Regions from separate parts of the Homo sapiens genome. Here region 2 is linked to region 1. A link is a loop called in an ENCODE intact Hi-C map of the cell type or tissue named here. Cell type or tissue: dorsolateral prefrontal cortex. All regions are shown on one strand.

The links. Hi-C counts contacts between places; a loop is a spot of excess contacts. Peaks named below come from ENCODE experiments on the same cell type or tissue, not always from the same donor. Only the 100,000 strongest peaks of a DNase experiment are listed, where the experiment ranks them.
Region 2: it touches region 1 in a loop (3-fold over the local background); 3 of 110 quality-filtered maps call a loop at or near these places.

The regions. Positions count from the first base shown.
Region 1 is chr7:22,108,524-22,113,523 of GRCh38, reverse strand. No RefSeq gene overlaps it. Among named protein-coding and RNA genes, the nearest start is that of CDCA7L, 170 kb to the right of the region's middle. In dorsolateral prefrontal cortex, CTCF peaks have their summits at 2,868 and 3,069 (motif pointing left); DNase peaks (open chromatin) are centred at 268, 2,454, 3,063 and 3,633; H3K4me3 peaks cover 1,143 bases; H3K27ac peaks cover 5,000 bases.
Region 2 is chr7:22,191,604-22,196,603 of GRCh38, reverse strand. RAPGEF5 (Rap guanine nucleotide exchange factor 5) reads left to right here. Exons shown (of 26, transcript NM_012294.5): 10 at 2,571-2,689; 11 at 3,149-3,237. Among named protein-coding and RNA genes, the nearest start is that of RAPGEF5, 160 kb to the left of the region's middle. In dorsolateral prefrontal cortex, no CTCF peak of the experiment used is centred here; DNase peaks (open chromatin) are centred at 1,763 and 2,763; H3K4me3 peaks cover 4,401 bases; H3K27ac peaks cover 5,000 bases.

The DNA of each region.
Region 1 (5,000 bases):
TATCTTCCTATAGCTTGCCAAGTTGGGATAATACTCCTGTTAGTATTCATGCTATTATTATTCCTGTGTTTGGAGGCAAAAATGCTGACTAGACCTTGGGCCACAACTTCTCTGAGGACTGGGCAAAGCGCTCTTGCTAGATGCCACCCCATTCCTTTCCCTGCTGGCCCTCTGCAGGGACTCCAGGCCAGGAATCCCTGAACAGCAGCTCCCCTTCCAAACCTTGAGCTGCTGGTTTGCCACATGCAAGCGTCATCATTTCTGACAAGGGCCTGAAAACAGCAGGCTGTTCACTGTGCTCTGTGGTGTGCTCTGTGCTTGGAGGAAATCTCTGCTTTCATTTAGAACGCAGTCTGCAAGCTAAAGGGCAGAGCCTGCACTCTGAGGCCTGGGTTGAGATGAAGTCCCCATTGTAAAAGCAGGAGAGGCCAAAAAAGGGATGGTTCACCCTGGGCCCCATGTTATACTTGCATGGTGTTTTTCTTCCTTAAATCAACCAATAGCTGACCCCCTCACCCACCTCTCTCTACCTGGTAATATTAGCTCATTCACATTAGTCTACAGTGGCCCTCATCAGCTCCATCTTCTATCCTATGTACTGATCATCTACTGTATGCCAGGTACTATTCTAGGTGATGGAAAAACAACTATGAACAAAGACCCCCCCTACTTTTTTTTTTTTTTTTTTTGAGTCAGAGTCTCACTCTGTGGCTCAGGCTGGAGTGCAATGGCGCCATCTTGGCTCACTGCAACCTCCGCCTCCTGGGTTCAAGCAATTCTTCTGCCTCAGCCCCCCGAGCAGCTGGAACTACAGGCACCTGCCACCATGCCTGGCTAATTTTTGTATTTTGAGTAGAGATGGAGTTTCACCATATTGGCCAGACTGGTCTCTTGGCCAGGCTGGTCTCAAACTCCTGACCTCGTGATCTGCCCACCTCGGCCTCCCGAAGTGCTGGGATTACAAGCGTGAGCCACTGCGCCTGGCAAAGACCTCTTCTTCATGGACCTTTGATCCAAGGAAAAAGGCCATAAACAGAACAGGTAAGTAACATGTAGCAGACACATTAGATGGTAATAAGGTTCTCAAGAGCAAAAAAGCTAAGGCAGGGAAGGGCATTAGGGAGTGCCAGGCTCCCTAACTGGGTGGGATCTTAAGTAGGGTACCTAGGGAAGTTCTTTGTTATGAGTTTACATGTGTCTCCCTAGAATTTAATATTTAAAGTCCTAATCTCTGATACCTCAGAATATTACCTTTTTTGAGATAGGGTCTTCACAGAGGTAATCAACTGAAAATGAGGTTTTAGGGTGAGCCTGAATCCAATGTCACTGGTGTTCTCCTAACAGGGAAATTTGGAGACAGACACAGGCAGGGAGAACACCCATGTGAGCATGAAGGTGGCCACTCATGCTGGGGGTGGGGGATGGAGGGGAGTACCTGGAGCAGACCTTTCCTTCACAGCCCTCAAAAGCAACAGACCCTGCGAGCACCTTGATCTCAGACTTTCAGCCTTCAAAACTGTGAAGCAATACATTTCTGTTGTTTGAGCCACCCAGCCTGTGGTATTTTGTTACAGTAGCCCCGAGAAACTCATGTAGCTTTGCTGGGAAGACCTGAAGGAAGTGAGGGACCCACCCATGCAAATCCCTGGGGGAAAAGCATTCTGGGCAGAGGGAACATCAAGTGCAAAGGTGTCGAGTGTGCCCCTTGGAGTTCAGCAACCAGCGAGGATCCTGGTGCAGCTGGAGCCAGTCAGGAAAGGAAGAGAAGCAGAGGAGGTCAGAGATAACTGGGGCCAGATCACATGGAGCCTTGATGTTTACCTTAAGTCAGATGAGAAACCACTGGAAGATTTTAAGCAGAGAAGGACATGACCACTCTGGCTACTGAATTTCAGACCAAATAGGGGCAAAGGTGGAAGTAGGGAAATCCGTGAGCTTATTGCAATAATACAAGCAAATACCATGGTGACTTCCACCAGGTGGTGGCATGGGGTGATATGACATAGAGTCATTCTGGATATATTTAGGAAGATACATCTGATATGGTTTGCTGATAAATTAGATATGGAGAAAGAGAAAGTTAAGAGTTAACCACAAGATTTTTGGTTTGACCAGCTGAAATCATGGAATTGCAACTAATTGCAATGAAAAAGACCTTGGAGATGGCAGGTTTGAAGGAGAATAGCAGGAACTCAGTTCGGGACATATTTGGTTTGAGATGTCCACTAGATAGACATGGATTGGAACTAACAATAATCTCTTTGTACCAAGTCTGACTTGTGTGCTTGATTTAGGGGACTTTCTACATCATCCACATCTGGGATTTCACCAGTCAAAGCCATTCTATGAGCTGGGGTGTTGTGCTGGATGAATACTTGCTCAATAATGATGCTTCAAACCTCCAGGTCCAAGCTCCAAGCATTGTCAGCACAGCCATGTGGAGCAACTTCGATGCACAGAACCTCTTCAAGTCCAACCAAATAGACACCACCCACTTGGGCAACAAGCCATCTCAGAGGGCAACCACCTCATGGGGCTCTCGACACTCTTCCCCTAGCAACCATACTTCAACTTTGACTTCACGGTTTGTTTAGTGCTGCCTTCTCATTCGGGCCTTCCTTTCCAGAAGAAATGTAGAAATATGAATTACACTTCTGTCATTAGAGATTCCAGAGGCTTCAATTAGGCAAGCTGAAATAAAATCTGTCTAAAAGACACGTAGTAATAGGCCTTTGAAACAAGCTTCGAGGTGGTCCCAGACATTCAGTTCCAATTTCACATTGCATAGCCAGAAACAAACTTGTACCTCAATGGGAAAGAACTTTTCAGACAGTCCATTATTTTTTTATGTTACCTTCTTTTGTCATCAAAAAATGATCTGGATCTCTTCTCTCCTCCTCACTTAAGTAACTTTTCTTCATGTCCTGGGTCATGCCCCAGGAATTTTTATCTACAAAGTGCTCAGCCTGGTGCACAATGCACATTCGCTGCTTAATAAATATTTGTTGCCTGAGATGCGTGCTGCTGGCATGACCAAAATGTGAGACGTTAGCGACATCTGCTGGGGATATGGTGATGGTGTGCAGAATTTAAGTCAGAAATGCATGTTTTTGAAGGGCTGAGTTAAATCAAATGCCACAATGGGGCACTGTTGGAAGCTTATGTCTACAGTGATGAGGCCATGGCTTTGCAGCTCTTCCTTACCAGGATGTGGTCCAGTGGGTTATTGTTCTCCTACAATATAATGCAGCCTTGTTTTTTTAAAAATACAGAAATCAAGAAGATGGAAAAGGAGCTGAACTGGGGAAAGCTGAGGTTTGCACAGGTCTGTTGGCTCCTAAGAAAATGAAGAAAGTGAGGGCAGGGAAAGGATGGAGAAGCAGGTCTCCAGTCTTCCCCCACTCCGACCGCTGGCCCTCAGGAGAAAGTGCAAGTGCCCAAAAGCAACTTCCCAGCCACTGTCCTTCCCCAGCCTCACCTCTGGCTTCTGCTCCCTGTTCCTGCCCCACACCCCAGGGGACACATTCCTCAGGTCCACTCCAGCCCAGCTAAAACGTTCAGGCACTCACCTCCAGACCTTTGAGCTTATTTGTTCAACAGCCAAGTAGCGAGTGGGGACTTGGGAACACTAGGAGGCGCTGTGCTAAACATGGGTGTACATTCCAGAGCCAGTCCAGGGAGTGTGGTTCCGGAACGGGTGGAGCTTCTGGTGTAGTGGATGTGGACTTTCTGGCCTGGAGCTCCTCTCTCCTCCTCACATAAGTAACTCTTCTTCATGCCCCAGGTCTCAGCACCCCCAGGAAACCTGCACTGGCCCCTCTAGCCTACACCAGATTCCCCCCAACCAAGCACCCTCGTAACACCTGGGTTTACCCCTCTCCAACCAAGTCAGAGCCTCTGAACTAGTTGGCCTGCTCCTCACCTCCCAATACACTAGATGTCCCCTCAAGCACCGGTTGCCTTCTTTACATTTATGTATCAGTGTTGATCACAAAACCAGAACAAGGTAGGTACTTCTGTGGTCCTGGAAGAGCTATGGTAACTGTCATAGACCCAGGAAAGACGCCGTTTACTACGCAGAGGTGCTGCGGTGAGTGACAGGAGACTCAGCAGCATTGTCATATCACAGAGCAAACCCTGCCTGCTGGGCTTCCAGGCCATGTGAAGGTAGAGATAACCGATGACCTGCTTGATTGAATGTGGAGCCCATGGGGCTGGTAGGGGTGCCAGGGCTTCAGATCTCTTCCAGTGTTCTGGGGTCTGCCTGTCCCAGGAGCTGGCAGCAATTCCAACACATTCCTGAGCACTTATTGCTAAGGTGAATCCAAGTTCACGTTCCCAGAACGGGTTCCGAGTCAACCACGCCAGAGGTCTGCGCCAGCTGCACTTGGTCTAGGAGGCCTGGGACCACCGTCAGCCCATTCTTCCTTGAGGCTCCGGAACAGCGTGGGACATTAGCTGAGCTGTGCTCAGAAGCAACTCTCTCGCTGATTAGGGCTGCCGAGAGTCCCATCGTCTGCTCACCTGTCAATCAATCAAGCCTCTTCACTGCCATCCTGACCATCCTGTCAGGGCTGATCACCTTGGCTGCTCACAGAACCCATGAGGACTGAGAATTTCCCAGATCCTCACAATGACTGAGCAGCCCTGCTTCCCTGGACCTTTATAAGCATCTGGAACATGCCCAGGTGTGCCAGGTGTGGCCTCCATGGCCTGCCAGAGGAGGGGGCAGGGGGAGTGCAAAGACTGAATCAGACAAAGACTAAGCTTTGCTTCTGCCCCTTCTTCACCCTTTTTTCCCATGCAAGAGTCTCAAAGGCAGATCCAGAAGGAAAAGTCAGCAACATTCCACCATTCGATTCCTTTTCTTGGCCCCAGTGTGTGCCCTGGGGCCCTTTCGTTCTTTGGCCTGGGTAGAGTGTGTGGCCACACGCTGCTGAAAAGGTCAGGGTCAAGATGCTGGGAGCTGCCAGTGGCGCTAGAGGAACCCATGTTTTCCA
Region 2 (5,000 bases), 83 kb before region 1:
CAGTTATACTTATGTTGTCATGGAGCCTATTAACTTGTCAGTTAAGAGCAGGGTACTTGCCTCACTCATTTTCACTTGCCGCTTGGTGTCCAGAACAGTGCCTTACGCAAAGGGAGCAAGCCCTCACTATTTGTTGAATGAATGTCAATTAAGTGTTTTAATACTTTACCTGCATTTCATGAACTATTTGTCATTGAATATATTTTCTGTTATTAATTCTCTTAATACTTTTAATCTTAACCAATCAAGCACAAGAATAAAATTTCATACCCAGAACCTCAACTATGGTACTTCTGTTCCTTCTCAGGATGAGAAATTAGTTAAGCATGCAGGGGTCAGGAAACATTAATTTACCTTTCCTTCTTGAGAGCCAGATGTAATTCGTAGGATTATTACATTTTTATGGCAATTTTAGATAACATATTTCCCTTTGTACATTAATTTTTCTGCTTTTTCTCTTCTTTATTTTTAATAGGTCTTCAAAATGGAAAACTATCACAATGACATAGATGCTATTGATAGTACATCAATATGATTCAGCTCTTCCCCTGCCTGGCAGAGTGTGGCTGCTGTGTGCACAGCCATGTAATACATATTAGTTACACAGGCATTAGAGAAGCCCTTCCCATCCATATGTATGTGCATGGCCTGTGGAAGTTAATAATGCCATATATCACATGCACATAGAATGTAAAACGTACTTCAGAATGACAGCAAGCTCATATAAAATGAGTATTGGCGCATGATTAAAGGAAACCAGGGAAAGATTTTTGTCCTTTCAGAGAACAGAATTATTTGTTTGTTCTGTGTGTCTCAGCATCCCAGACCCTCATTCTGCCTTTTTGTTTTTTTGTTTTTTGTTTTTCGTTTTTTGGGGGGTTTTTTTGGTCAATATATGCACTTCTCTCCAGCCACCTTATTTCACTTCAGCCACATAGATAACAAAGGAACCCCTTTGGAGAAATGAAAGATAGCAATTACACATTGGTATTCATGTTACGGGAGTCCCACTGTCGTCCTCAGGGAGTTTCACAATGAATATCCAGCATTAATTGCCACAGTAACTGCACGCGTCTGACCTTGCTGAAATGTAATACATCGGTTTTACATAGTGAAATTATTTACCACTAAAAGATTAAAAAAGAATGATCATAAAATTATATTGCTGTTTAGAATGACAAATATTTTTCGTTTTTAAGAAAATCCTGGAGGACTTAAATTATTAGCTTATTGCATTTTCTTAGGAATCAGAATACCAGGAGGTAAAGTCACAATTGTTATCAGTGATTTGGCTGGCAATTAGGGCAAGATTAGTGCCTTCCTCTTCTTATGAAAGGTGAATCAAATACATTGACATCCCTGATTAGCCTGTAGAACCAATTAATAAGGCACAATGGATATTTTTTTCTCTGTTGGGGGTGGGGATATCCTCTTTCATGTTTGTACCTGACCGTAGGTAGGTAGGATTTTCTGTAAGTAGGGGAAACGTGCTAGGAGCCCTAAGCACATAGTGCCTTTTTTAAAGAGGTGACATCATCTTTAAGGTGAAACCTACTTACTGTCAACTTTTCTTCCTTTAATCTTTTGCTCCAATCCTCAGAAATAGGGAAGCTAGATTTTCGGACATGCATCTTATAGTTCCTTTCTCCCGGGCTACCGTACGCTTACTGGGTATTGCACATCAGGAGAATTTCACACTAAACACTCTGGAAGTGTTCATGGCTCCGAGTTGGAGGCCACCCTGCTGGGTCAGCAGCAAGCTGTCCTCTGTGACAGAGCCACGTCAGCGGGCCACACTCACTCTGGGCTGTGGAAGCTGTGTGTGCAGAAATGAATCTGTGTGTTCAGCCATCTCTCCTTTTTAAAAAGGGACTGAGGTGAAGAAAGTCTGTGCAGTCATCCATGGCATCCGAATTTCAGCCTAGATGAGATTCTAACTAGAGATCCATTTTTGCTTATATTCTGGCAAAACTAGTACATTATAAATTTGAAGGCCATCTCAAGTCTGAAAAAAAAATTGAATTGAATGATGGAGTGGGTAGTTTTTTTTTTCTTGCCGCCTTTTAAAGTAAGGGTGTAAAGTAAATGAATATATGTATTGATTGCAACTACTGAATAGGGCTTACTCATTGTCTTAATGTTTCAATAATGTATATTTTGTATGATTCAACTTTAATAGAGTGTTTAATAAACATCTACCAGGTAAAAGAGAATATAGTATACATGCAATTAGTATGTTGTGCTTTTTGAAACTTTGAACTTTGTAGTCCCTAAATTGTTTAGGTAGTTTTAAAAATAAACTCTGAATTCCACCTCCACTTTGTTTTCTATTTCCTTTAAAGTATTTATGTCTGTCTAATGTTTTAAGTTTTCATAGCACTTGAGCCTGGATACTTTAATATTAGAGGGAGATTTTTGACCAGACTCCTAATTTATTCTCAATCTTTGAAGAGATGATACTGTAAAGCAACTCTAGAAAATACAGCTTGAGTTAGCTCCATTTTCCCCCCACTTTTAATTTTCTCTCTCTTTTTCCTTCTCTCATCCATCATCCCTGTCCACAATTAAAGCAAGATGATGAAGTGACGACTGTTCAGGTTAAAGAGCAAGACCAGAGCGTCCTGGTGCTGAAGAAAGTGCAGTGCTGTGGCCCAGCCCCCACAGCTGGGAGTGCGGAGAGCCATTGGAGGTGAGAGTTTCCCTGCAGCCACAGAGGCACGCGCTCCCGTTTCCTTTTCCCTGCCTGCCTTCCCTTCCCTTGCTCCATCTCACTCGCTCTCTGCCTCCTCTACCCTCCCTCCCTCTCTTTTCTCTCCGCCTCTCCAGCGTTCTAGCTGACTGCAGAGCTCTTAGCAGCCAGATGGACTCAGTTCCCAGTGAAAGGACAGGGATGGCAAGATCTTTTAGCATTTAGGGGATGCCTTTGTTAGTAACCGTTCACAATGGGCAGCTCCCGGCTGAGGGTCTTTGACCCTCATTTGGAGAGGAAAGATTCCGCCGCGGCGCTCTCAGACCGAGAGCTGCCCTTGCCTACCTTCGATGTGCCTTATTTCAAATACATCGACGAGGAGGATGAGGACGATGAATGGAGCAGCCGCTCGCAGTCTTCCACCGAGGATGACTCAGTGGACTCTCTGCTCTCTGACAGATATGTGGTGGTGTCCGGGACCCCGGAGAAGATTTTGGAGCACCTTTTGAATGACTTGCACCTGGAAGAAGTCCAGGACAAAGAAACAGGTAAGGCTCTGAGTAGCTCATGCTTCCAGACTGATAGCAGCTGATGCCCTTGTCAGTACCCTCAGGGGCAAGGTTCCCACTGTTAGCTGAAACCGGGGTGGGGAGAAATAGCATATGCTTTGTGCGACTCGTCCCTTGCCTTGTGCTGATTTGTTTAAATCCAATAAATGGACACATGTAGATCCCAAGCAGCTCCCTGGGAAGTAGCTGTACAAAGAAAATGATATGAAGGCAGCTGTTCTTGTTTCTTTGGCAATTTTTCCCAAATCTCACCTAAAGGCAGTTGGCAAGAGACCAACATTCAATAGCCCATGTTCAATGGAAAGAAATACAAGGAGGAGGAGGGTTAGCAGGCGTTCACCTGGCATGTAGGCAGTGCTGAGCTGGGGGCAGCAGCCTCCGTGCTGAAATGTCAACAATTAATGCAACTACTCAGCAGCTACATGCTTAGTGGCAACTTCTGCCTTTTTCCAAGTGGTTTACAAACTGCCTGGTCAGAACAAGCCCCGAGGTGCAGACTATGATACTCACAGCTTTTCAGAGCAGAAACTGTAATGCACTAAAGCCTTATCGATCAGACTTCTTGTATTTTAAATTTAATCTGAGAGTAAAACACTCATTTTGCTTTTTCACCCATACACTTTTGGAAACACTACTGTTCCACTTACAAAATGACTTACCTGTAACTTCCTTTATCTCAGAAGGGAGAGTACTTGCTTCTCTTAACCAGAATTTGTAATTTGTTCCATGCTGGAGCAGTTATTCCAATGAATAGGCCTCTGACTGTAGCCTGCATTTTGCAACTTGATCCCTTAACTAAAATGCACTGTTTGCTCCTACCATAGCACCTGTGAGACCCACAGTTTCCTTAGGTTTTTACCATGCAAGAAGGATTGTGAAATGACAGCTTAGGTGGGAACAAGAATTTCCTTGTGTCCCTGGAGTTTTGTCTGAACATAGGTGATGTCTGGGTCTATTTTGCATTCTAAAGGACAATAAGAGAAACAAGTATGTGTGAAATACATAAGTGGGCAAAAAAACAGTATCAAAATGACCTAATCATGTATCCTACAGTAAAGTTATTGTGTAATTTTAAAATTCAGATAGATACCTTATTTTGCATATGTTTGAAGACAAAATCAGTAGTTGTCATTTATATGCACTAAATAAACAGCTAAAAGAAAAACATATTCTCTTGGCATTTGCTAGGTTGATTTTGTATGTCTGTAGATTAATATTTTGTGCATTTGAGCACTATTCCCATGTTCTGCTTCATCAAATGTAATCATCATGGAAGGTGGGTCTAATTTTCAGTCTACTGATTACCAGACTGCTTTACACAGGTGTTTTGAACTAGAATACAGACAAATTATCTGTCATGGAAAAGACACTTTAGTAGAGGTTTAGAAAGATTGAATACTTCCTTCTTCTTAATAACACTACAGTTCTATAGTGCAAGACTTTGTGTCTGGGTCACATTAGTAAGCAGGGAAATTATTATAACCTGCCCAGGCCTAGCTTCATTTCATTTTCTTTTTAATTGTCATTAGTTTGTGTTCTCTTTACTTTTGAGAAAATGGCTCAGGTGCTCACAGGTTCCCACTACTTAACACTGAGAATGACAAATCACCCTTATTATTGTTGCTAATGTCAGAATTTGCCTGCTATTGGGAAATATAGTGGTTTGCATCCTGTCTAGTGACTTATTCTTGCTTTCTTCTCAGTTATACCAACCCCTGGGATCACATGTGTCACTTCTGCCA